Linked DNA regions of Mus musculus: regions 1 and 2 are each linked to region 3. A link is a loop called in an ENCODE intact Hi-C map of the cell type or tissue named here. Cell type or tissue: left cerebral cortex. All regions are shown on one strand.

Region 1 (8,000 bases), 380 kb before region 3:
CAAATGAGGCAAAAGCGGCTGTCCTACCACAAAGATCACTGGACAGTGCACACTATTTTGAAAACTATGACATTCCAGAGATAATGTTGATATCGCAACTTTTATGCCCTACAAGGACTCTGGGCTGTGCCACATGACAGGAAGGTTTCTAAAGGGACTTTGAGAGAGCAGTGATGGAAGATCCTATATTTCTCCGTGACCCAAGCCACCCTCCACTGTAGCCATCTGGAAGAATCTAAATGATGCTGTTTTCTAGGTGTGGTAAACGCCCACTCTGGTGGATCACTTAGAAATCTCTCTTATCACCCAGCTGAAAATGACCCTTCTTCTCCTTGTTCTTCCTCCGTAATCCCCATGTGCTGTGTGTGAGCACGTGTAAGTTCAGGCTGGAGGTCAGGGGACAGCCGAGAGTGTCAGCCCTCACCTTCTGCCCGTTTGAGACAGGTCTTTTAGCCACTACTGTGTATGCCTTGCTAGCTGCCTCTGAGCCCTCCCATCTCCATCTCCCCATTAGGAGAACCAGGATGCAGGCGTGCACACCGAGTCTAGCTGGGGACCAGTTTAGACCTTCACACTTGCATAGCAGATGCCTTATCTGCTCTGCCCATCTTTTCTTTCTTCTTCTTCTTTTTTTAATCAATTACTTTATTTAAATTTTAAAACATTTTACGTTCTCATTTAACACCCTGAGCCCTGGACCTTGCAATAGTTATATGTCCATGAAGCCCTCTGGATAAGTGGACAAATATCACAGGAGCAGCATTTGCTGAACTAAGAGCATCTCCTGTGAACTGGCTGCTTACGCTCTGCCGCCTCCTTTAGATCACCCACAGGTGCATTGAGGTTAAGGAGAGGAGTGACATAGCTAGAGACACAGTTGGGCAGCCAAGCCCGTGCCTGCTCTGGCTCCCAGCACATCAAGGATGAGAGACAAGAATGCAAGGGAAACCTCCTGCGATTTCCTGTCAATAGCTGCGTCCCTGTCTTGTGGGTCATTGCTTCTCTGCTCCATGAAGATTCAGAAAACAGACAACATACCTGTCATTGATGGCTGATTTTACTCTCAAGATCTTCTTCTTCCTGCTCTTCCTCCTCCCTCCTTCCATCCCTCCCTCTTTCCTCCCTCTCCACCAAGGGCTAGGAGAAGAGATAAGGCATGGATTGTCTCCAACTGTCTTAGTCAGGGTTTCTATTCCTGCACAAACATCATGACCAAGAAGCAAGTTGGGGAGGAAAGGGTTTATTCAGCTTACACTTCCACGTTGCTGTAGATCACCAAAGGAAGTCAGGAACTGGAACTCAAGCAGGGCAGGAAGCAGGAGCTGATGCAGAGGCCACGGAGGGATGTTCTTTACTGGCTTGCTTCCCCTGGCTTGCTCAGCTTGCTCTCTTATAGAACAAGATTACCAGCCCAGAGATGGCACCGCCCACAATGGGACCTCCCACCCCTGATCACTAATTGAGAAAATGCCTTACAGCTGGATCTCATGGAGGCATTTCCTCAAGGGAGGGTCCTTTCTCTGTGATAACTCCAGCCTGTGTCAAGTTGACACACAAAACCAGCCAGTATACCAGCTTCAAAAACCTGACACCAAGTGTCCAGGTGGGTGTTTAGGCTTCTGTGGCCCTAGGGACTTGCTGGCTTGGGCCATCCTTGCCCAGTGACCCTGCTGATCTTTTCTGTGGCGTCCCAGTCCTATTGCTTATACTGTCAAAGTGAGAACATGTATTTCCTTTTCTTGCCTTCTGTTCCCGCCCCTTAGTATTGGAGACTGAACCCAGGGCCTTGCCCATGCAAGACAAGTGCTCTAGCCACTGAGCTACGCCCCAGTCTCTTAACAGAGCATTTAACAGAAGTACTGTCCAACAAGGGAGCACATTACCAGTGCATTTTACAACATTATCTCAGGACTCTTGGGGCCAAGCGGACAATACCAAAGTAAGCTTACTGCTATGTCCCTCTGGCTCCCTCAAGTGTATCTTAGAAATATCACTGTGGCTCCTTGGCCAGGGGCTGCAAGCTAGGAATCTGCTTTGCTGCTGTCCTCTGGCATTCCCAGGGCTGCCAAGCCTCACGTTGCCCATTGAGCTCCATGGGGACAGCACTAATCTTCTGTCCTCGAGCTCCACTCCTCGCTTGTTGTCCAGCTTAGGGAAGGACTCCCTTCTCTGGGCTTGAACAGCCCATCCTCCATGTCTGCTCTGTGATTCCTAGGGTCCAGCTGTGTTCCTGAGGCAGCAAGTGTGGTTAAAGTTTTCCTAAAGGATTTCCCATTTGATAGTTCCATGTCGTTTCTACCTTCCAACAACCCACCATGAACATAAAAATAAAAACATTTTGTTTCAGTGATTAAAGTGTCAGTGTTCTATATCAACTAAAAAGACAACAAGGTTTAATAAGCACACTGTGTGTCAGACACAAGATTTCCCCTCTAAAAGGAATACAAGTGTGTGTGTGTGTGTGTGTGTGTGTGTGTGTGTGTGTGCGCGCGCGCGCGCATGGGTGGAGTAGGGGACTGGGGTAAATCAGAGGAAAGACTCTGGAGAGGAGAAAGAAACTGGCCAGGGAAGGGTTAGCAGAGATCAAGTATATCAAAGTAGAAGAGGGTGGCCTTTATACCCCACCACCACCATGGGCCAGAGTGACATTCCTTCTGGAAAGGTTGGGAAGGGTCACAGCGATCAGGCTGGCCGCCTGCTATCTGCTCTATCATAGCATCCCGTAACACAGCTTCTGTTGCACAAACCTCCCCGCAGCTCCGTTCAAATACCAAAGGATGTCGCTCACTTTAGACGCGAACGGGAAGCGGCTCTGAAGAGAACTCTCCAGGTGAGAGGGGGGCATGGGCGGAGTCAGGAAAACAAGTTCGATTTAGCTAAGGGAGAAAGAAGTTCGCAGGAAAAGCTCCCCACCCCCACCCCGGCAAACAGCTGATACTTTTGAACAAAACAGCCCCACATCCTGTTCATTGCTAAGCTAAGCAAGTGCGAATCATTGTATCCTTAGATAGATCGGATGTTTTGACATTTGAAATTTGGTAGATTGAGGATGTTTGAAACTCATTCATTGTTTGGGTTTAGGTGGCTGAGTCCAAGCCCCTTGTTATTCAGGCAGATGTCCTCAAGAGGGAGCTAGAGAGCTGCCTAAGGCGAGAGTACACACCGGAAAACCTTCCTCTGCTTCTGTTGCAGGTAGGGTCATCTTGCAATCTGAAAACATACTTGGAGTATATTAGAAAGGAATCAGCAAGCTGACTTTTAGGTAGCTCCTGTGGGCAAGTGTTCTGGAGATGGGTAATTTGCAGACTTGGTGTAAATGCTTTCTTCATCAGAGATCATTTCGTTCTCACAGCTAAGTTCAGCTTAAACTTGTTGGGCTGAGAGATTGACCGGGTCTGCCTAAATACTGTTTGTGCCGGTCTTCCACTCTGCAAGGAAAAAAACAACCTCCATCTCCCAAAGGCCAAAAAACAAAAACAAAAACGTTTATTTCTGAAAACCACTCTTAAGAAAATAATTCAAAGTAGGAAAATAATTTGCATTAAAATTCCTGCAACATTGTAATAAGAGTGAGAGATGGAGACAGGAGGGAAGAAGGGAAGGAGAGAGGGAGGGAGAAAACCAGCCAGCCTTACTACCGTCAAGAGAAAAGCAAATCAATGTAGATTGCTATTTGATAGACTATTGTCCTTCCATCGAGTGTTGTTGTTTTTGTTTTGTTTTGTTTGCAAAGGAATTACTTCATCTTGTGATATTAATTAAAACTATGTATGCACATTTGATAATATTGATCATATTGACCAAAGACAGAAGAATCCCTAAGCTTAGGTTGCAGGACAATGAAACACCCCTGAACTTTTATATAGCTTCTCAACTTTGCATAATCATGTAGTATTTAAAGTTTTTAAATGATTTATTCTTCACTTCTATTAAATCATTTAAGGTAGTCCATGTTATGAGTTGTTTCCCCTCTTAAATAAAGTTAGCTCTTTAGTAAGTAGTTAGTGCTAATCACAGAAGATAATGAGATTCTATTTGCAAGTTAAAATGTTGTTCATTTAGAATTTTTCTCTTTATAATTGTCTTTCTTCCTTCTTTTCTTTCCTCCCTCCCTCTTCCCTACCTGCCTCTCTCCTTACCACCTCCCTCCCTGCCTCCCTCCTTCCCTCCTCCCTCCCTCTTTCCCTCCTCCCTACCTGCTTTCCTTCTTCCCTCTTGCTTCCCCTCCTGCTTCCTTCCCTGCCTGCCTCCCTTCCTTCTGTTTTCCTGGTACTCACCATTCATTTTTGTGTAACAGGGTTCACAATGGAGGGAGAGGAAGGGTAGGGATAATAGATATTTGTGTCTGGAGATGTTCTTGGCTTCCAGAGTTTTGGGGGCAGTGGACATAGACGACTGGAGCATCTCATGTTTAGCTACCAGAGGCTAAGGATGATGTCGCACACTACTGCACAGAACATCCTGCAACTAAGAATTATGATGCCTCAATTGTCAACAGTGATAAGGTTGGAAAAGTTCTAGAACAGCCTGGATTTCCATAATATATTCATTCCTGTATTATCTGGAGAGCTTTCTTTAATGTCACTTGTAGTTCATGCCGGCCAGGAAGACATTCTCATGGTGTTTGTTATTTTATAAAAATGATTTTTTCTTTAATTTTATAAAGCTATTTTTCCTTGGTTATAGAATTCTGGACTGACAACTTCTATCATTCATTATTTTAAAGGTGCTACTCTATTCTCTTGTGACTTGAATGGATTCTATCTCGGAACACAATATATTTCCTGTTCTCTGGCTGTTTTAAGCTTTTAATAATTTTCAGATGTTTTATTATAATATATAGTGAGATTTTCTTTGCTTTTCTCTTGCTTGGAGTGAGACTTAACTTTTTGGATTGTGAATTTATTTATTTATTATTTCCAAATGAGGGAAGATGTCTCTTGGCTTGCTATCAGAGGCTTCATTCCAGGGTCACTTGTGCAAATCTCACAGCATTCACCTGGAAGGGACTAAGGTATAGTTTCTTATGGAGCTCGATGTGCGTGACCATGGCCCAGGAGCACAAAGTCAGGGTCTCGCAAGTTCCCTGTTCCAACATGGTAATGACATCATAAAGTTCTCATAGTAACACAACAAAGAAAAGTCACAAATCAAGACACTTTCAAATACACTGGTAGGCAAGTTACAGCTTGGGGGAAATCTCAGCTATATGTCTTGATTGCTATCTGGTGGTGTTTTTAGCCTTTTGGTTGGTGGAATGCCATGGGCAGACCCAGTCAGGGTCCCTCAACCCGGGGAGAATCAAGGTTCCTGTACTCAGGTGGGCAAGGAGTGACAAACAGACAGGAACACAAGAGAGTGCTGAATCTGAGTATAATTTCTCAAAGTGAGCATCAGGCTTATATAGTCATTACCGAAGAAAACAAGGTAGTTAGGTGATACATCAGCCAAAATTCACTGAAGTCATCCTATGCATAATGATTCTTTACACAAAACAGAAAAATGCATACATAAAAGCAGCAGGAACCAGGCAGTGGTTACAACTGAGATAAAATCAGCCCTACCTAAAGTCAGCTATTCTTAGAAGCCAGTTGTGAGGGCTTTATGCTCCAGGTACAAGGGCTTCACACCCTAGCCACAATTCTAGTCTATTGTGTAACCCACCACCAGGGGTCCCTTAGTAAATACCTAGCTATGCTATTTTTGGAAGTATGCACTAGGGAGGTCCCTTTCTTGCTAACCTTTCTGTGAATAACAAGATACTCTAGTTCCTTCTTAAACCACAACCCACCTTCTTCCTAGACCATTGTAAATTCCTGCATCTAGGAGTGACTCAGCTGTTATTCTAAGTGTTTGTGGGGAACCTCCATTTACCAGAGGAGCCCACCAACTTTCTTCTATTATGTAATGTAGTCTGCCATACATGACTGTAATGAGAATTCTAAATTTACTTTGTTGAACTTGCCCTGAGATTCTAACTCTTATCCAGTAAACTGCAATACCTGATTTCTTTCACTATCTCTCTTTCAACACTGGAGGGATTTTGTCTGAATAAGTAACATTTTTACAAGATTCCAAGCCCAAGGTCAGCTCAAGGATTGACTAGGATGTTGGGACACCAGTGGTGGACAGGAAACAATGGCCAATCTAACTTGGCTATGTGTCAAATCATTCCTTGGGGGCACCTATAATAAAACAATACTGAAAGAAAGCACACAAAACCCTCCACCGACTATCGCAAGGACAAATCTGGACCACATCTAAGTTACAGAACACCAAGGACCTCCAGGAGACCAGCTTCCGTGAAACTTTTTGCCTCAGGACTGCGGCCAAGCTTTTGGACTTGTTATGTAGACACCACTGGAATGGGCATGGCAATGGAAACTAATTTTCCATCTGTACATTCCAAAGGATTTACCCAATAGTCGCAAAGATGTAAGGTCAGTCGCAGAGATGAGCCCGGAATGGCTATTATAGAAGCTAAAAGTAGTCCAAGACCAATTGTAATTAGGCTTGCAACATCCAGTTCTCCACAGCCACTGAAGTTCTTGTCAGTTAGACAGCCACCTGGAAGATTCAATGTAATGTACAATTTTCTTTTTGTTTTCAAGCAACTTTTGTTCACACCTGGCTGCATTGTTTCTTAGCCTGTGGTGAGGGAGAATAACACAGCTGGAAGATGGGGCAGAAGGAAGCTGTTCACCTCTGGGTTGCCACAAAGCAGAGAGCTCACTTTTTAGAACAAAGGTCCGCCCTGTCAAGCCGCTAATTTTTGAATCCATAAATGGATTAATCCATTGATAAGGTCCGGGCCCCATTGATCCATTCATTTGCCAAAGGTCCACCTCTGAACATTGCTGTTCTGGGGACTGAGCTTTCAAAAGACAGTATTGGTGGGAGACCCTTAAGGTCCAAATCATAGCAGTCATGATGCTGAAAAATATAGATGCTGGATTAGGCGGCCTTCAAACATGGCCACCAGTGTTCCTCATCATGGACTTGTGTCTGTGTTTCTTGACCCTGGACAGCTAGCATGAGACTGCCTCCCGTGTGCTGGGATTAAAGGTGTGTGCCACCACGCCTGGCGAGAGCATTTCTTAATTTTTGAAAACTTTTAAGCACGGTTTCTTTAAACAGAGTTTTCTGGGTTCTGGGAGTGACTATAAAATTCTCAATAAACAAAGCAAACTCATATTCATCTTTCTCAACCTTACTAGGCTTTTTCCCATCCATTATTCACTGCATTACACCCATAAAATCTCTTAACCTAAGCCTAAAAACATCCTTAACTCTCCTAGACTTAATTTGACTAGAAAAAACTATTCCAAAATCAACCTCAACCCTCCACACAAGCACAACCACTCTTACAACTAACCAAAAAGGCTTGACTAAATTATACGTTATATCATTCTTAGTTAACAGTATCTTAATTGTCAAGCTCATTCCTGAGTTTAAGCCCAGCTCCGAGACCCGTTGCTTAAATTGCACATCCATTACAGTGTTTCCTATCACCTCGGAAAGACCAAGATCCTGTTCCCTTTGGCTGTATCCTTGTTTGCAGTTGGTACCTACTTCATTTTGTGAAGTTCCTATTGCTCTTCAAGGTTACTAGCTTTTGTTCTTGTTGTTTTTGTTCTTCGAGACAGGGTTTCTCTGTGTAGCCCTGGCTGTCCTGGAACTCACTTTGTAGACCAGGCTGGCCTCGAACTCAGAGATCCCCTGCCTCTGCCTCCCAAGTGCTGGGATTAAAGGCGTGCGCCACCTCCACCAGTCCCAGTTGAAGTTTTCTAACATTTTCCATGCAAAGTCTAATGTACCTCTAATCTTGTCGGTTCAGTGTTTGCTTCAAACGTGTATTTACTTTTAGACTCCTAGACTCTTCAAGCTGCATTCACATTCGCTTTCAGTCTTCGGACCTTTAAACACTTGGCTTGCTGACCTTGTTAACTAGGTTGGTTCTTGTCGTCTTCTCACTAACTGCTCTTCTGCCCACAGATCTT
Region 2 (8,000 bases), 210 kb before region 3:
ATTGCACATGAGCAGGAGAGAGCACACCCTGAAGTTCTACTGCATAGCTTAACACACTTGTACTACGAAAAAGCTAACTCCCAACCAATAGTCTAATGAGTGTTCTGAACTCTATGTGCTACTTCCAATATTCACAGAGTAAAGGAACTTAACACGGGACTCTTGTTTTTACTGAAACAAACAAACAAACAAACCAAAAATATGATTTCTATACCTCCAGGGAAGCCAAAGCCAATCCTAACAAATCTTTAATAGAAGGTTTTTCAGATAGAGAAAGCTGCAAGTACCTTACCTTAAGGGAAACAGAGTAATCTATGTTATATTAAAATTCTAAGAGAAATCTTATATTTCAACAGACTTCTATCTAGCTCACAGCCTTCAAATATTGCTAAGTTACTGAACTTAACTCACAAAAGCACAGAAAGCAACTCTCCCTTCTTATTGCTCCTTCACAGCTAAGCATTCAACAGCTCTCCACAAGGTCTACAATTTATCTCCCAAAACAAATGACTCCATTTCCAAAGGAACTGTAATCCTTCTGAGGCTCTGAAATCTCTCTTCCTTTAAAAGCTACTAAATCTCAGCAGTCGAGTTTATGAAATCAAAAGGGGGAGGGGAGAGATTTCCAAGGAAAATGTTAAGAAACTATGGAAGTCCTGAATTTAGAAAATAAATACTTCACACTACCTTAAATATTCTACAGAATATTCAAGAATATAGAGCTTGTGACCACAAAGTTTCTTACCTTCTTGGCAATGTAACCAAAAGCAGGTAATATTATTAGTAAAGGTGGCATTAACACAGGAAACACAGCTGTTGAAGCTCGCACAGGTTTCTGAGGGGAAATTATGAAATCAATGAATTGACATTTCATTAGTTTGCTCTACATCTATTTTCAACAGTAAGCGTTAGATATAGTTTTAAAAATTAATAATTCTTCAAAATAGTCAAACTTAATAAACTGGTATAAGACATTTCAAGCATGGTTCAGGAAATTAATATTGACGACCTGAGTTCAATCCCCCAGACGCACAAGGTGGAAGGAGAGAACCAATGTTGTCTTCTGACCTCCATTTGCATGCTGGGGCAGGAAGTGTGTTCACATACATGTACATACACACGAATATTAAACAATTATTTAAGCCTGGGGTAGTGTAATCCCAGCACTTCAGAGGGAGAAGCAGAAGATCTCTGAGTTCCAGACAGAGTGGGTTCCACAGCTGGTGGGAGTATACAGTACTAGGAAGTGACTGTCAGCCAATCCTTCACAAGACTGAAGATACATTCATGGACTCTCAAGATAAAACAGTAAACACTAGAACATCAACACAGAGAAGCCACTGCCTCCAAACACCAGAGAAACAAGTTTTAATAAAGCGCGTAAGCTTGAAAAAATTCAACTCGAACAGAAACAAGCCAATCTCAATAGATTTTGTCTTCATCGGTGATTTGACTTCCACAGTCTTCTCTACAACCTGGAAATGCTCCTAAAGGGGCCACTGTCATATATGTGCCCGACAGCAATCCAAACCTGTGGGTCCTGACCCCTCTGGGGGTGTGGGTGAGTGGAACAGCCCTTTCACAGGGGCCTGCTAAGACCATCTGCCTATCATATTTACATTAGGATTCAAAACAAGCAACACAATTAGTTACAAAGTGGCAACAAAACAACTGTATGGTTGGGGCTTCGGGAACACTAAACCAAACAATCCAGAAATTAGAATTTAGCAGGCCAGAATGGAGCTAAGTTCCTTTCTTTTCTAGAAACTAGTCGCCTGCACCATTCTCCTTTGCTGAAGCCCTGGATCTCAACACGTATTTACTGCAAACAGGACACGAAGAACCATTCATAAAGTACTCGTTCTTAAGACACGCTGTTCACAACAGTGTAGCCTGATAATGGATGCAGCCTTCGGAATGCTGCAGCTAACCCCGTAATTGCCAGAAAACACAAGTTATCTCCTCTGTGGGCATTTCAATTATACAAGGCAATTAACTTGTATTTCCAGGCTTCTCTTAAAACAATATGAAGAACCCACACATTACAAGTCTGGGAGGAAATTGTCAAGTAGGTAGGAGTCAAACAATATTTTACTTTATCACTTTAACCGTGATAGAGATTCCCAGAACTGTTCTGTAATTTACTTTGTTCATTTAAAAATATCTGTTACCCTAGCATCCTTCTAACAAAAAATCGGGAACTACTTAGTTTTATTCATATTAAAAAAAAAAAAAAAAAAAAAAAACCAAAACCCTAGAGAAGGCACTAGGACAAGTCAATCTTTAGGTTGAGAAGCGCAGTTACTAGATTAAGAGCAATAACCAACTTAAAGCACGTCGTGTTTTCACCTCATTACTTCAAATTTACCTTCTGTCTCATTTGCGTCGTCACGGCCTATGCCAATTTGTACAAGCCTTAACGAACCCTAGAGTTGAACAAAAGGCGTGTTCCTTGATCGGATTTCAGAAAAACGGACAGACTGAATTTCAACCTAACTCCACAGCCTTAAAACACAGGCCCCCGGGAGATCACATCTTGCTCTTTATATGTCCCTAGGTTTCACTTCTCATCATCCGCCACAAGCCTCGTTCTTCCCTTACCACTCAAATCTCAGATACAGCCAACACCGCTCAGCTAAGTCAACGTGAAGTTACAGGAGGCTCGCTGGTGGGAGGGGGCAAAGGGACACCCAACTCATCTCTAAATGTCCCCCACCTATCCCGAACTCCTTCATTAGAAACTTCCGGAGAAGTTTCGAGGGGAGGACAAGAGTCTGTCCCACGAGCCCAAAGTTTGCGCACCCCGCCGACCGCGGGGCGCGTCGCCTCGTCCAATTACTCCTAACTGCCACCGCGGAAGCAAGCCACGTCGCCGTCCCGAGCTGCGGCGCGGAGTTACCAGGCGCTTGGGGGGATGGCGCCTCTGAGGGCAACGCTCGCGGCCTAGCTCGCCTGTCGCCTTCGCCCCCCACCCCGTCGGGCCGCCGTCCTCCGGCCGGGCGGCCATGTTGCGCGAGTCCCCACCGGCTCGGCGCGTGCGGCGGGCGCCCACCTGGTAGCACGGTGGGCATTTGCGTCGTCGGGACCACTTTGGTGGTCGTGGTCGGCACCTCGGTCACGTTGGGAGCCAGGGTGGTGATGTTGGGCTGCGCGGCCGAGACGCAGAGCACGGCGAGGCAGGTGGCGGCCCAGAGCAGTCGGCGGGAGGAGCCCGACATTGTGTCTTCAGCCCAGGCGTCCGGGAGAAAAGCTGCGGCAAAGCAGGCTCCGTCTAGCACTGCGTCCCTGCGGCGCCGCCCCCCGAGAAGCCCGCCCCGCGGGAGCGCGCGCCGGTCACGTGAGCAGCCCGGCGGGGCGGGGCGGAACGGGCGAGACCACTAGGAAGCCGGCCGGAGGGAGAGAAGCGGCCGCGGAGACCTCTAGGGCAGCAGTCCGTGCGTCGCAAGCCGTCCTTCTTGTCCTGGGAGGATCACGCGCGGCACAATGGAGCTTTCCTCACATCTGCACCACGGATGATCTCCCCCCGCCCTGGCAAGGATGGAACTGCCCACGTGACGTAGCGAGGGGCGTCCACCTGCGCCGCCTGGGAGGCGGGCCGCGAGGTGTCACGTGACCCCTCGGTAGCGCGCTGCGGGTAAGAAGCCCGGAGGCTCTGAGACCGCTGAGCTTGAGTTCTGCTGACCGCGCTCGCCTAGGGCTCTGTAGGAGCCGCCTTTTCTTCCGTGAAGCTTGATTTATTTTTAAGTGTGAATTTTTGTTTTTGAGAGTTCGGGGACTCAGTAATGACGGAACCACGGGATCCAAGAGTTTGCCGGGCCACTGGTTCAGTGCCCGTAGCTGTGGGTGGGACCGAAAGTGATCTGTCCCGGACGCTTCCTTGTCGTAACCGCCACCGGTGCCCTTGCCTCACCTGCTTCTTCCGAGTCACTCAGAGATCCGCAGTAGGGATCGATCTGTCCCAGCCCCAATCACTGTGGTCAGAGAGGAAGACGGCTAGGGATGAAAAGCCTTCGTGCCTCTTCCTATCCCCACATCACGAGCGACGAAGTATGAGACTTGGGGAAAGTGACCTGACCCTGACACTAGGATAGCATAGTGGCAGAACAGGCATTTTCAGTGCCTGTTGGCGGACTCTGGCTCTCTTTAGTCGTGAGCGCCATCTGATGCCGGGTCTCACAAAATAATCAACGCTTGACATGCTTATAGTAGGTGGTTTTGGTTTTTTTTTTTTTTTTAAATGAGACTTGAAAATGATAGGTAGAGCTAGGAATGTAGTTCATTTGGTAGAACGATTGTCCCTCATGCAAGAGTCCCTGGGTTTTGCACTATGCTGTCTTGATTGTTTAGCGTTTGCCATATTTTATGTTACAATTTTAATGTCATAATTTTAATTATGCATGTGACCCTAATAACAAGAATATCAGATGTTTCGGTGGTGTCTGTTTCGCTGTAGTATGCATTTTAAAAAATGACTCTAAAAGCATTTTTACAACTTTAGCGAAAGATTGAAAGCCCTTATTTCTGCCAGTAATGAATTTAATGTGGTTCCTTTGTGGGTGTACTCTGTAAAATAAATATGAGCCAGTGGGTTGTGACTGACCAAATCAATGGTCTTAGCATTAAGGTGCAGTCAAATAGTCATCATAAGAGCTTTAGAGAAGCTGCTGTTCTCTCAAACGCCTCACATGACACCTAGGCTAAAAGAAGAACTTCTGTTTGGAGATTTTAAAGCAGAGGTTATGTTCCATCTCCTCTTCCTGCTCCCAAATCGATGATCTCATTTGTCCCTAGGATGAACACACTCTGCTGTGGGGACCATTGATTTAACAGCTTGTCACTTGAGTGTTCCAACTATAGTCATCAGATTTCCTTTCGTTTCTATAAGGGGACAATTTCAAGACTAACAAACTGCTGGCTCGGTTTATTTTAATAGCATATACAGTACTAGATCAAGATTTAGTTCCAAAGTCATTTTCACTGCTGTAGAATCAGCTTTATTTTCAGTTTAAAGGAGCCAAATTCCATTTATTGTCTTATTTCTCAACTTTGACGCTATTGTGGCTAGTTGACTCTTCCTGTCTAGTCTCTATAGGTTGTGTAATAACAACCTGGCCTCTATCTAGGAGAGGGTAGAAAACACCCTACACTTCCCTTGTGCCAACACCACCCCCCCTAACATTTTCAGTGTGCCCCAATGGTAAAATCAACAACCTTAGTTGAAAACTAGTGTGCTAGACCCTCTTGGGGTCACATATCAGATATTATGCATATCAAATATTTACATTGTGTAAAAGGTAGTGGTTCCATTTTGGGAAAGTAAGGAAGAAAACAGTTTTAATGTTAGGGAAATACCTTTGAATTAATTAATTTGGTTTATTGAAAAGTTCCTGTGGTGTCTTAGTCAGGGTTTCTATTCCTGCACAAACATCATGACCAAGAAGCAAGTTGGGGAGGAAAGGGTTTATTCAGCTAACACTTCCATGTTGCTGTTCATCACCAAAGGAAGTCAGGACTGGAACTCAAGCAGGTCAGGAAGCAGGAGCTGATGCAGAGGCCATGGAGGGATGTTACTTACTGGCTTGCTTCCCCTGGCTTGCTCAGCTTGCTTTCTTATAGAAACCAAGACTACCAGCCCAGGGATGGCACCACCTGCAATGGGCCCTCCCACCCTTGATCACTAAGTGAGAAAAATGCCTTAGAGCTGGATCTCATGGAGGCATTTCTTCAACTGAAGCTCCTTTCTCTGTTATAACTCCAGCTTGTGTCAAGGTGACACACAACCAGCCATTACATATGGTATCAGTGAAAACTGGCCACAACACAGTATGACAGTGTTAATGTTCCTTGAAATGATGACACACTGTCACTGGACTGGTTTTGTGGGGAGACATTACCGAGTTTTTATTGGGTATCTGCTGTGCCAGGCATCATTAGAAATGTCTTCACTTGCTTTGCAGTCCAAAACAAGCATGTTTAACTTAAAAAGTATGATGTAAAACTTCAAGAATCTGGGACATGGTGTTACTAAACCACTCACTCATTACCAAGTAATCAGTTGATAGTTGGGGGCAAATGCCATTTTTAATTTTAATTATTGGATTTTTAAATTTTATTTTGAGACAGGGTCTCAGGTAGTCTAGGGTGGTCTCACACTACTGTGTATAAAGGTTAACCTTGAACTGCTGACCTTCTTGCCTCTACTTCCGGCATGGAAGTGTCAGGATGTATACTTTTAAATGGTGGTCATAAGAACCACTGCACACATGTTATAGAAATTACTTTCTAATTTCCTAAGCCTATTTTCTAATTTCTTTATCACTCTCTAATGTCTAATAGCCTGAGGTTTCTACCCCACCTTTGGTTACTGAGCTCCCAGATGGAAGACACACTTGCAGCCTTTATATTTACAATAAGCCCTAAACAGTACAATAGCTGGGTTAACCACTTATGCCTCTTTTGAAAGTAGATTCTAACAGCATGGAGGGTAGGCAGCTGCCCAGCTATTGTGCTATTTAGGGCTTCTTGTAAATATAAAGGCTGCAAGTGTGTCTTCTATCTGGGAACTCAATAAGCAAATGTGGGGAAGAAACCCTGGGCTAGGATTTTAAATAATTGCTATTACAGTTGTGCATACCTATAATCTCAGTACTTGGAAGACTGAGGCAGGGTAATTGTGAGTTCAAGGTCAGCCCAGGCTACATAGTGAGGCTCTTGTTTTGGGATTTCCAAATAAAGAGTAGCTTGGTTTCTCAGATATCCCAGAGCTCTATGACGATGAAAGAGGAACTCAGCCTGATGTGGCTGTTGAGGAGCCTTGGAGAACATTTACAGCATACACATTCCAAGGCCATGGCCTACAGGTTATACTTAAGTAGTTTGCTGAGTGTCAAAGTGAGCATCCATCTACTGAGCACTGACAGCATACCAAGTCTCTCTTTAGGTTCTTTATACAAAGTATAAGTTATTGAACTTGGATGAAAAGCCTGAGCACACCACCACCTGTTTATCAAACAAAGGCCCAAAGGAGGCACCAAAGCTGGTGCAGGTAGGAAAGAGCAGAGCTTGTTTTCCAACCCAGGCAGGCTGCCTCTAGTGTATAGTTTGGAATATACAAATGTCTGCATCTACGTGAGAGCTCTGTATTGGTGTCTATTTATTAATACAGCAACAAAAGAGAGAACGGCTAAGAGCAAGGAGTAGTCTGGAGATGACCTTTGTGCTGTGGCCTTTCATTATGTGGGGCACAAAGCTTCCTATGATGAAATGACATCACATTTGCTGCAATATTAGCTGCTTATTTAGATACTGTATCATAGTTACATAGGATGGAAGCGCTGGGGAAACTGGGTAAAGGGTACCCAGACTCCTCTGTACTGTTTTTGTAACTTCCTGTGAATCTGTAATCGTCTCAAAATAAATATATGCCTAATTTAGTATATGCCTAATTTTAGCAAGCCCTAAATCAATGAATGGCCTGTCTCTCTCAGAATCCTTGGAGGACAAACCTGCCTTGGAACAGAGTCATAAAAGTGGGAGAGAGGCACAAGGGTAGAGGAGGTAGGAGGAACTGAGCAGTCACCAATGTGCTATGGTGACACCACCAGGGCTGTTGAAATCAGGAACATTAGTCATCTTGTGATTCCCAAGGGACTGAGATACAGCTGTCCAAGTAAGACAACCAAATGAACATGGATCCCTGTCTCCATCTTGACATTCTCTCTCCTAGAGACTATGGCTTAGGAGGTCAAGGACAGGGTCTGCTGGTCTATAAAACTCTTCCCTACAGGTGATGTAGCTTTAGGGACCTTCAGATGGAGCAACTGATAAAACAGAGCTCTGGCAATGTCCCCTGGGGTCTACTACCTCAAGGACTAAGGCAAACCCCTTGATTTTCATATGGTTGGCATGGCTCAGAGACATGTGAATTATATTTACAACATCTAATACAGTCCTCCCTGCATGCTAGGCATGAGCAATGTAACTTCAAGCTCAATTGTTTT
Region 3 (8,000 bases):
CACCTGTCCTCCGGTCCAGACGGTGGCTGGCTGTCCCCGGCCCACAAAGGGTGCTGCCTCAGTGCCTCTGTGCTTCCGCCTGTTCCAGAAGCTGTCAGGTTCTCTGGCGCACCCTCTCACCTGTTCAGACTGTTCAGACTAATTTCCTAAGTTCGGCGGGTCCCGGACCAAGATCTAAAGACCCAATTCTTGAGAGCTAAAAAATCACAACAATATACTTTAATACATCAATGTATCTATAAAAATTAAAATGGAAATTATAGAATGTTAAATTCATGCTAATATTACTAATTAAAGTAAATTCTAAAAAGAAGAAATAAGAGAAAATGTGAAGATATAACCAACAAAAATAAAATGTTGGAAATCAATTCTAACAGATCAGTTTGAAAAGGCAAACTTTGGCAGACTGGATTTTAAAGGTGTTAAAGCTCTTTTTGTAGGCATCACATCCGATGATAGGATCCAAGTCCTGGGCTCTCTCCCTGGACCAGCATTTCTCAGTTATTGCTCTTGAAATGATGTGCAGATTGTGCAGAGGGCAAAGACTGTTGAGAGAGATATTCACCCAGGGGAATTTAAACCAGATACGAGTTTGCAAATACTTCAGTTCTTTCACGGCAGAACACCACCTGCAGACTGAATTCATTGCCGGTAAAGTCCCTAAAAGCTTGTAAGAAACAGAAACCCACAGTAACTGAGATGGAAATGCTGGACCTGCTTTGGCAAATGGTTAGAGAAAGGCCTTAAAGGTTCACAGAACTGATAAGTTAGATTAAAATGACTATGAGGTCAGAGAATTCATTAGCATGCTGGGCTCTCTGGAATGGCAAGGGCTACTCCTTCAGTAATGCCACAAGAAACGAACATGCAAAGGTTCATTGCAGTGAATCAATGGTTGGGTTCGAGGCCTTTAGCTTCTGCTTCACTATCAGTATTAGATCCTCTCAGATATCCTGTTGTTGCCCTATGTCATTGAGGTCCTGTAGCTTTGGGTCTTCAGGACCAGCCCCTTACATGCTCCAGCAGTGCATAGATGGGGTAGATGTTGGGGTGAGGCGACTCAAAGCCCTGGATCTGGGCCTGGGTGGTAGCTGAGTTGGTCAGCCTGCCAGCTCCCCTGCTCTCCTGCCTCTTGGGGCTGGCTCTTCTGTGCCCACACCATCAGCGCTGGCTCTACCTCATGCAAGCTCCGCAGTGGTCTGCCACACTAATTCACTGAAGAGGAGGCTAGGAGTCCTCAAGAATGGACTGAGGACTCCACAAGTATTTACACGGGTGATGCCTTAGTTCTTTTCCAAGAGAGGCTTGTAACCATCAAGAGGAGAGCTGTGGGAACTGACATCTGTCTTTCTAGCAAGGACCGTTGGGTGGAGAGTCCTAACGCTGAGTGAAAGCTGCAGCAGCCCAATGAGAGATAAAACAGAGAACTGTGATAGAGTTAAGGCAGGTCTGGAAGGGCGAAAATAAGGTTCATAAATATGTATTCTGATCGCCCCACTCTCAGCCCTGTTATGTCTCTTATGTTTCTTTTTTAGGTCAAAACTGAGGTAGCACTCTCTGGGAACAGCTGTCAGAGAGAGAGGAACATCACAGGAGACTAGAGATATATCGATGCAAGCTGTAAATGCCACACGGCTAGAGTTTAGTTGCTCTGGCAAATAGCTTTGAAAAATAGCAATTGAGGTAAATGTTCCTATGAGCAGAGCCTTAAACAGAGTTTATAAGTCCTCAAACTGGTGGGAGACTCTGAATGGCTTTATCGGGGGCCCATAGGAGACGTTCAGAAGAGAAAAAGCCCATGATTGGACTTGTAAACCGCTTGCCAGATGCATTTAAAGGGAGATCTTCCCCACCACACTCTTGTGTAACGGCTTCCACTGAATGCAAGTGGGATCTGTAACTTGCTTTTCATGATTGTTTTATATTATATTTGACTTCATCTTAGCAGTTGAAGAGAGGCTAAGAAGTAAGCTGACATACTGTTGGAGGACCACACAGTTGGAACAGTGTTTGGCCTCCAGATGGGGAGTAGCCAACAGCTAAAGGAAACAGGAACCCCGGTCCTCTTGCCAGAGATGGATTTTCTCAATCATGGAATGGATTCTTAGTTTCTTGTGTGCGCCCTGACTTGTCAGCAAGAACGCACACGTTTATTGGGAGAGCTTGATTGCAGAGGCGAAGAGACCCCAAGCCCAGAACTGGTGCTGCTTATATAGGCCTAGGAGAGGCGTGTCTCACACCCGGATTGGTTGTGCTTGGGTTATGCTTACCACCTCATTTGCATGCCTACATCTGATTGGTTAACTTCTCTCTCATCTGATTGGTTAATTTTGGTTAATCCTCAAAACCTCATCTTGGCAAAAAAAACCTTTTCTGCCTATGTATGCGTGGTGGCCAGCAGAAGCCAGCACCACCCTGCAACGGCACATGTGGCTTCCCACATTAGTTGTCTCTCCAGTGGAAAGTCAATTTCAGTTAACACCTGATTGCAGAGGACCCCTCTGATCTATGCCAGGGACCCTGGCAATGGAAACTGTGAGATAATAAACATTTTAAGATGTTCAATTTGTAGCAATCTGTTCTGCAGCATAGAAAACGAATTCCACTCACAAAGCATACACCTGTGAAGATGTACTGAACAAACAGGTGAGCAAGATGATTATCCAGTAGATGCCTGCCAGTCTTTCTTGGCTCCTCCTAGTTCCTAATGGTTCCTAAATGGAAAAACTATGGTGGCAGGGATGAAGTGGCTAAGACTATGCCATGATTTAGTAAGGTTCCTTCACAGTAGTCGCTACAACCGATGTTCTACATCTCCACAGAGATGAGGCTAAGACTTTGGTATGATACAATCTCTTGAGGAGCAAGAACTCTTATCATTGACAGACTGGCTATACAGGATTCTTCCCACTGTGAGGGACCAGTGACATGGGGGTGGGGGAAGGTGAGTGTGCCTTCCCTATCTGTAGTCTGTAGGCCAGCACAGCTAACAAATGGTTGGGCTGTCTCATTTATCATCACGAAGCTCATATAATATTGCATTAAATCAAAGGATTTTCTTTACAGTAAAGATTGTAAGATGCGTGTGTAAATGTGAGATTTACTTTTTCTACCACACACATCCCAGCTCACTTAGAAGTCACTGGTGTGTTGGACAGACCTCTCAAAGGTCCTGGTACAGCACTTTTTAGTATTGTACGGGATAGAGACAGCCAGTGTACTTCAAAACTAGAAAAATGCTTTGAGCCAAGAAACAGGAGAAGTGGATCTTATCCCCACCACCTTGTGGTTGACCTGGGCAATTGTGATTGATTTGGGAAATTTCTCACAGTTTTAGACTCTGGTGATAGCAGACTGGATTTGTTTGCTAGGAGAGATGGTTGTATCAAGGATCTCAGTCAAGGTTTTTCAAAACTAAAACGATTGTTATCAACTGGTCCCTTTCGGGCCCCACAAGTCCATGAGGAGTTGTACTGGCAGGGGAGGCAGGTTTGGTATGATAGAGTTGGGATTGCAAAGGTAATCTTAAACTCAGGATTCTCTGGGATGTATATTCATGCCATGACACAGGGATGGAAGCAGGGCAAGCAGCTTAGACTCACATTAGTTTTGACCAAGAGTAAGGAAGACCTAGAAATGTTAGAGATGGAGATGAGTGAGCGGTTAGAGACCTGGGGTTTTGCAGCTGACCTCATTAACTTCTCGAGTTACTGTCTTCAGGGACTGGTGATGGGCTGGGCTGGTGTGACCTTGGTGTGGGGACAGTGGGTGTGAGTGGTTACAGGGTGGAGTACAGCAGATCTCTCCTCATGCATGTCAGGCAACTTTTCTAGGTCACTGCTGGACTTTTGGATACCAGCATGTGGGCTCTGTCCATGAACTTCCTCCAGCTGCCACGTCCCCTCTGTTTGAGCTCAGGCAAATTGGAAGTTCCAAGACACCGAGCTCTGCCTAGCAGGCTTCAACCAGTAATACACGGGAGTTGGCGAGTAAACACAACGTCCCTCCCCGCCTGCTCCCCCGAAAGGGAATGGTTCCAAGGTATGTACTCCCCATTTCCCAGTGAGTTTAGCTGACAGAGAAGCTTGTGTGACAATACCCCCTTTTCCAAGAGCCCCTCCCTGCCCAGCTTCTGTTCCTGGGATCACCCTTATAGAAACAACTTGGCACATTTGTTTGTTATCAGTTTGGCTCCTGGGTGATGTAAACTAAGAAAATTCTCAAAGGGAAGTGCTCCATTGTAGTATAAAATAATAATGGAAAACAATATTTGAAAATCAGAACTATTTATTTTTAAAAAGTGACTTTCCTAAACCAAAATGCTCTGCAGATGTTTAGCTTGCATTGGGAAGAGCTGGTTTCCATTGTGAAATGGAAAAGTTAAAAGATGCAGTTCAAGATGGAGATAAGTGGATCTCTGGGGCTTGCTGGCTTAGCCTCTGGCTTACACGCACACGCACGTACCCCCCCACCCCCCCACCAGCATAAAATGCCATAACTGAGACTCCTGCCCTCTTTCTTTCTAGTTTCTCAATAAAAAAGATATATCAAACTGAAACAAAACCAATAATAGATAATAGATAATCATACTCTAAAAACCTTGTAACGTCCTGCCTTGAATCTACAGCAAACTTTAATATCCTCTTCAGCTATTTGTTTGTATTTTAATAATTACCTTTTTCTTTTCAGTATGAGAGCCCTCTAGCGGTGAATTCTGGAATATAGCGAGGGGTCCCTGTGAAACCTAGCACTTCCTGCCTGTGCTACTTTAGCGGCCACTGTTACCCTTTGGGGCAGGCAAGTCTTTAGTCCGCATTTGTGAGATAAATACCTTAGCTAAAAGGAGAACTGGTTTTGAAAAGTCGATTTATGAAGAGATCGTGGTTTAACTTTGCAAGAAAAGCAACTGGTGTGGGGTCCCCGCCGGAAGTGTACTTTCCTGCAACTGATGGCAAAATGCACCCAGAATGTGGACAATTCCCTGCCTCTGCTTACCTGTGGACCGGGGACGCGACAGCAGCTATCTTCTGAGGCTCTACTGAGGCTCTAGGTAGCTGTTAGGCGGTTGCCTTGGAAACCTGTGGGCGGCGTGCAGAGCCTCTTGGAGGGCGGGGCCTCGGGAGGTGGAGCTGTAATTCAAAGTGAATTCTTAAGCCTGTGTTTAAATGTAGTCATAATTATAAAACACCTTTCCCAAAGTGTAGAGGTGACCAACAGAGCGAGTGCATATATTACCTACTTATGCCCAGACAGCAAACGCGAAAACCTTATCTTAACTAGAACTGACTCTTAACAGCAGCGCGCTCGCCCTACACAGCACGGTCCCTTTTAGAATTCAGACCGTTAGCCTCACACATAAAATGTGCAAATACCAAAGGCGCCACATTTATGTAATTAAGAAAGATTTGTGGGCCATACAGCCACAATATTAACTTTATTGACTTTCGTGGAGATAAAATAGGCGACAAAACAGGGGAAAATCACAGGCATCCAGGAGACAGGTTTCGGGAAAATAAAGAGTATATAGGAAGAAACAGACCAATTACAACACGGAGAAACCGCTCCAAAAGGAGAACCCAATCATCTGATTTCTTTTCTTTAAAGGTCAACATAAGTCAGGTTCTTTTTCTTTCTTTCTTTTTTTTTTTTTTGCCTGCCCTTAAGAAAGATGGCACCCTTAGCGTCCGCCCTCAGCAACCCCGTGATCCTGTAGCCCCGCCCCTCCGGTTTGGGCTGGGCTGGTTGGGAGGCGGGGCTGAGGGAATCCGGAAGCAGCCGGCGAGCCCGCTGCTGAACGTTTGGTGTTCTGACACTGTTTTTGTCAGCTGTGTCTGGTGTGCTGGAGGTCTGCGGGGTCTCCTCGCTCTGTCTCCAGGGGGAACCCCGCCGCTGTCACGACCTGGGCCGCGGCCTGGTGCCCTGTGGCGGGGCCGCCATTGGCTGGAGCCATGCCCACGGCCGCTGCCCCCATCATCAGCTCGGTCCAGAAGCTGGTGCTGTATGAGACCAGAGCTGTGAGTACCCACAACGACGGGACGGGGCGGGAGGACTGCGCTGCGGGGATCGGGGCACCCTGTGGGGTCGTCGGGAAGAGGCAGCACCCCGTACTCCCTCCTCTCCTCCCAGCGCCGCTGCAGGCTCGGCCGCCAGGGCCATGCAGTCAAGCACTGGATGGTTTGCAGGTCTGTCTTGCTTAGGAACATGTGGCTGGCTGGAAGAAGTGCGTGCAGACAGGTGCTGTGGCACACAGGAACTGCACACAGCTTCTGAAAGAGTTCCTCTTTTCTGCTTTCCCATAATCTTGAAGTTCTTGAGTCCACTCCTTACAGTAAAGTCAGGGGGTATGAAAAAAAATGTGAACTTGGCCCAGGTAGCTTCTATTTTGCGATTTCATGGTATACTATCACCGTGATTGGTCTTAATCACATGCACTGTTTTGCTGGGATTCGAGGTTCTGTGACCCGGACGCATCTGTTAATAGTTCTCTGGCTTGCAGAGCGGTGCTAATAGAACTTATTTTTTTCTCATTTCTGTGCTTGGGAAACAAAGTTGCTATAGTGTGGTTTATCTGAATCTGGCCTTCACTATGATATTAGGGTGTGAGTATCTCGTTTGGTATATTCAGTGAACTGTGGCTAGTCTTCAATAGGAGAGTAAATAAACTGTCACATGGGAATTTTAGCCCACCGGTAAGCTGAGCATTCTGAGGCCCTGGCTGAGATGCTATTCTTTATAAAACAGAATTTCTTTTCCCACAAGTCTTCAGTGGCACCCATGAAAACTCGGTTGCTGAGGACGACAAACCCTGTTAGAAATTTTATTTAATTTAATTTATTTGTGTGTGTGTGTAGTGCATGTACATGTGTGTGGGTATGTGTGCCCACGTGGAGGAGTTTGGAGGCCAGGGGTTGACCCTAGATGTCTCTCATTAAATCTGGAGCTTCCCATATTGCTAGACTGGCTGGCCAATGAGTGTCCCTCGCCCAGGCTCTACCTGTCTATACGCCGCACCCCCAACCCTGGGGTCAGAGATGTGTTATTGTGTGGGGCTTTCAGTGGGCCCTGGGAATCTTTACCCACTAAACCAAGTTTCCACACCAGTGTTTTATTTTGATGAAATTTAACTTAACTATATGTGTGTGTGTGTGTGAGAGAGAGAGAGAGGGAGAGAGTATAGGATAGTATCAAAATCATAATCTTCCTGTCTTGACCTCCCCAGTGCTAGATTTATAAACATGGGCAAGATTTTCTGACCCTTATTTTCAGTGTGTGTGTGTGTGTGTGTGCTTACTGCTTTTCATGTTCTTTGCTTGTTCCCAGGCCATGATGATATTTTGCTTTGTCTCACTGAAAAGATTCACAGTTTTAGCCTTTATGTTATCATGTTTTATATTAAATTCATTTATAATATAGTTAGGGCTACTATTGCTGTGATGAAACAAATATGACTAAAGAAACTTGGAGCCGGGCGTGGTGGCGCACGCCTTTAATCCCAGCACTCCGGAGGCAGAGGCAGGCGGATTTCTGAGTTCAAGGCCAGCCTGGTCTACAAAGTGAGCTCCAGGACAGCCAGGGCTATACAGAGAAACCCTGTCTCGAAAAACCAAAAAAAAAAAAAAAAAAAAAGAAACTTGGGAAAGAATTTATTCAGCTTATACACCCACATCATTGCCCATTACTGAAGGAAGTCAGGACAGGAACCCAAACAGGGCAGGAACATGGAGGCAGGACTGATGCAGAGGTCATGGATGGGTGATGCTTACTGGCTTGCTCTTCAAGGCTTGCTAAGCCTGCTGTCTTATAGACTCCAGGAGCCATCAGCTCAAGGATAACACCATCCACAGCAGGCTGAGCCCTCCCCCATCTATCACTAGTTAGAAAGTGTCCTACGTCTGGATTTTATGGAGGCATTTTCTCAACTGAGGTTCCTTCCATTCATATGACTCTAGCTTGTGTCAAGTTGATATAAAACTTGCCAGGACAACTAATGCAGGTCTTAC

The links. Peaks named below come from ENCODE experiments on the same cell type or tissue, not always from the same donor. Only the 100,000 strongest peaks of a DNase experiment are listed, where the experiment ranks them.
Region 1: it touches region 3 in a loop (18-fold over the local background); 14 of 42 quality-filtered maps call a loop at or near these places.
Region 2: a loop joins it to region 3, with 3 times the contacts of the local background. A loop is called at or near these places in 22 of 42 quality-filtered maps.

The regions. Positions count from the first base shown.
Region 1 is chr10:41,685,217-41,693,216 of GRCm38, reverse strand. It overlaps Ccdc162 (coiled-coil domain containing 162), which reads left to right. Exons shown (of 48, transcript NM_001358562.1): 3 at 2,758-2,830; 4 at 3,082-3,192. Among named protein-coding and RNA genes, the nearest start is that of Mir3473b, 18 kb to the right of the region's middle. In left cerebral cortex, CTCF peaks have their summits at 1,801, 2,008 and 3,119 (motif pointing right); a DNase peak (open chromatin) is centred at 3,131; H3K4me3 peaks cover 598 bases.
Region 2 is chr10:41,514,753-41,522,752 of GRCm38, reverse strand. Cd164 (CD164 antigen) reads right to left here and starts at 3,253. Exons shown (of 6, transcript NM_016898.2): 1 at 3,053-3,253; 2 at 746-835. The coding sequence starts at 3,218. In left cerebral cortex, a CTCF peak has its summit at 4,134; DNase peaks (open chromatin) are centred at 3,336, 3,532, 4,088, 7,488 and 3 more places; H3K4me3 peaks cover 3,320 bases; H3K27ac peaks cover 2,039 bases.
Region 3 is chr10:41,301,001-41,309,000 of GRCm38, reverse strand. It overlaps Fig4 (FIG4 phosphoinositide 5-phosphatase), which reads left to right and starts at 5,760. Exons shown (of 23, transcript NM_133999.1): 1 at 5,760-6,014. The coding sequence starts at 5,949. It overlaps Ak9 (adenylate kinase 9), which reads right to left and starts at 5,067. Exons shown (of 40, transcript NM_001370813.1): 1 at 4,996-5,067. In left cerebral cortex, CTCF peaks have their summits at 4,722 (motif pointing left) and 6,151; DNase peaks (open chromatin) are centred at 4,770, 5,104 and 5,735; H3K4me3 peaks cover 2,161 bases; H3K27ac peaks cover 1,538 bases.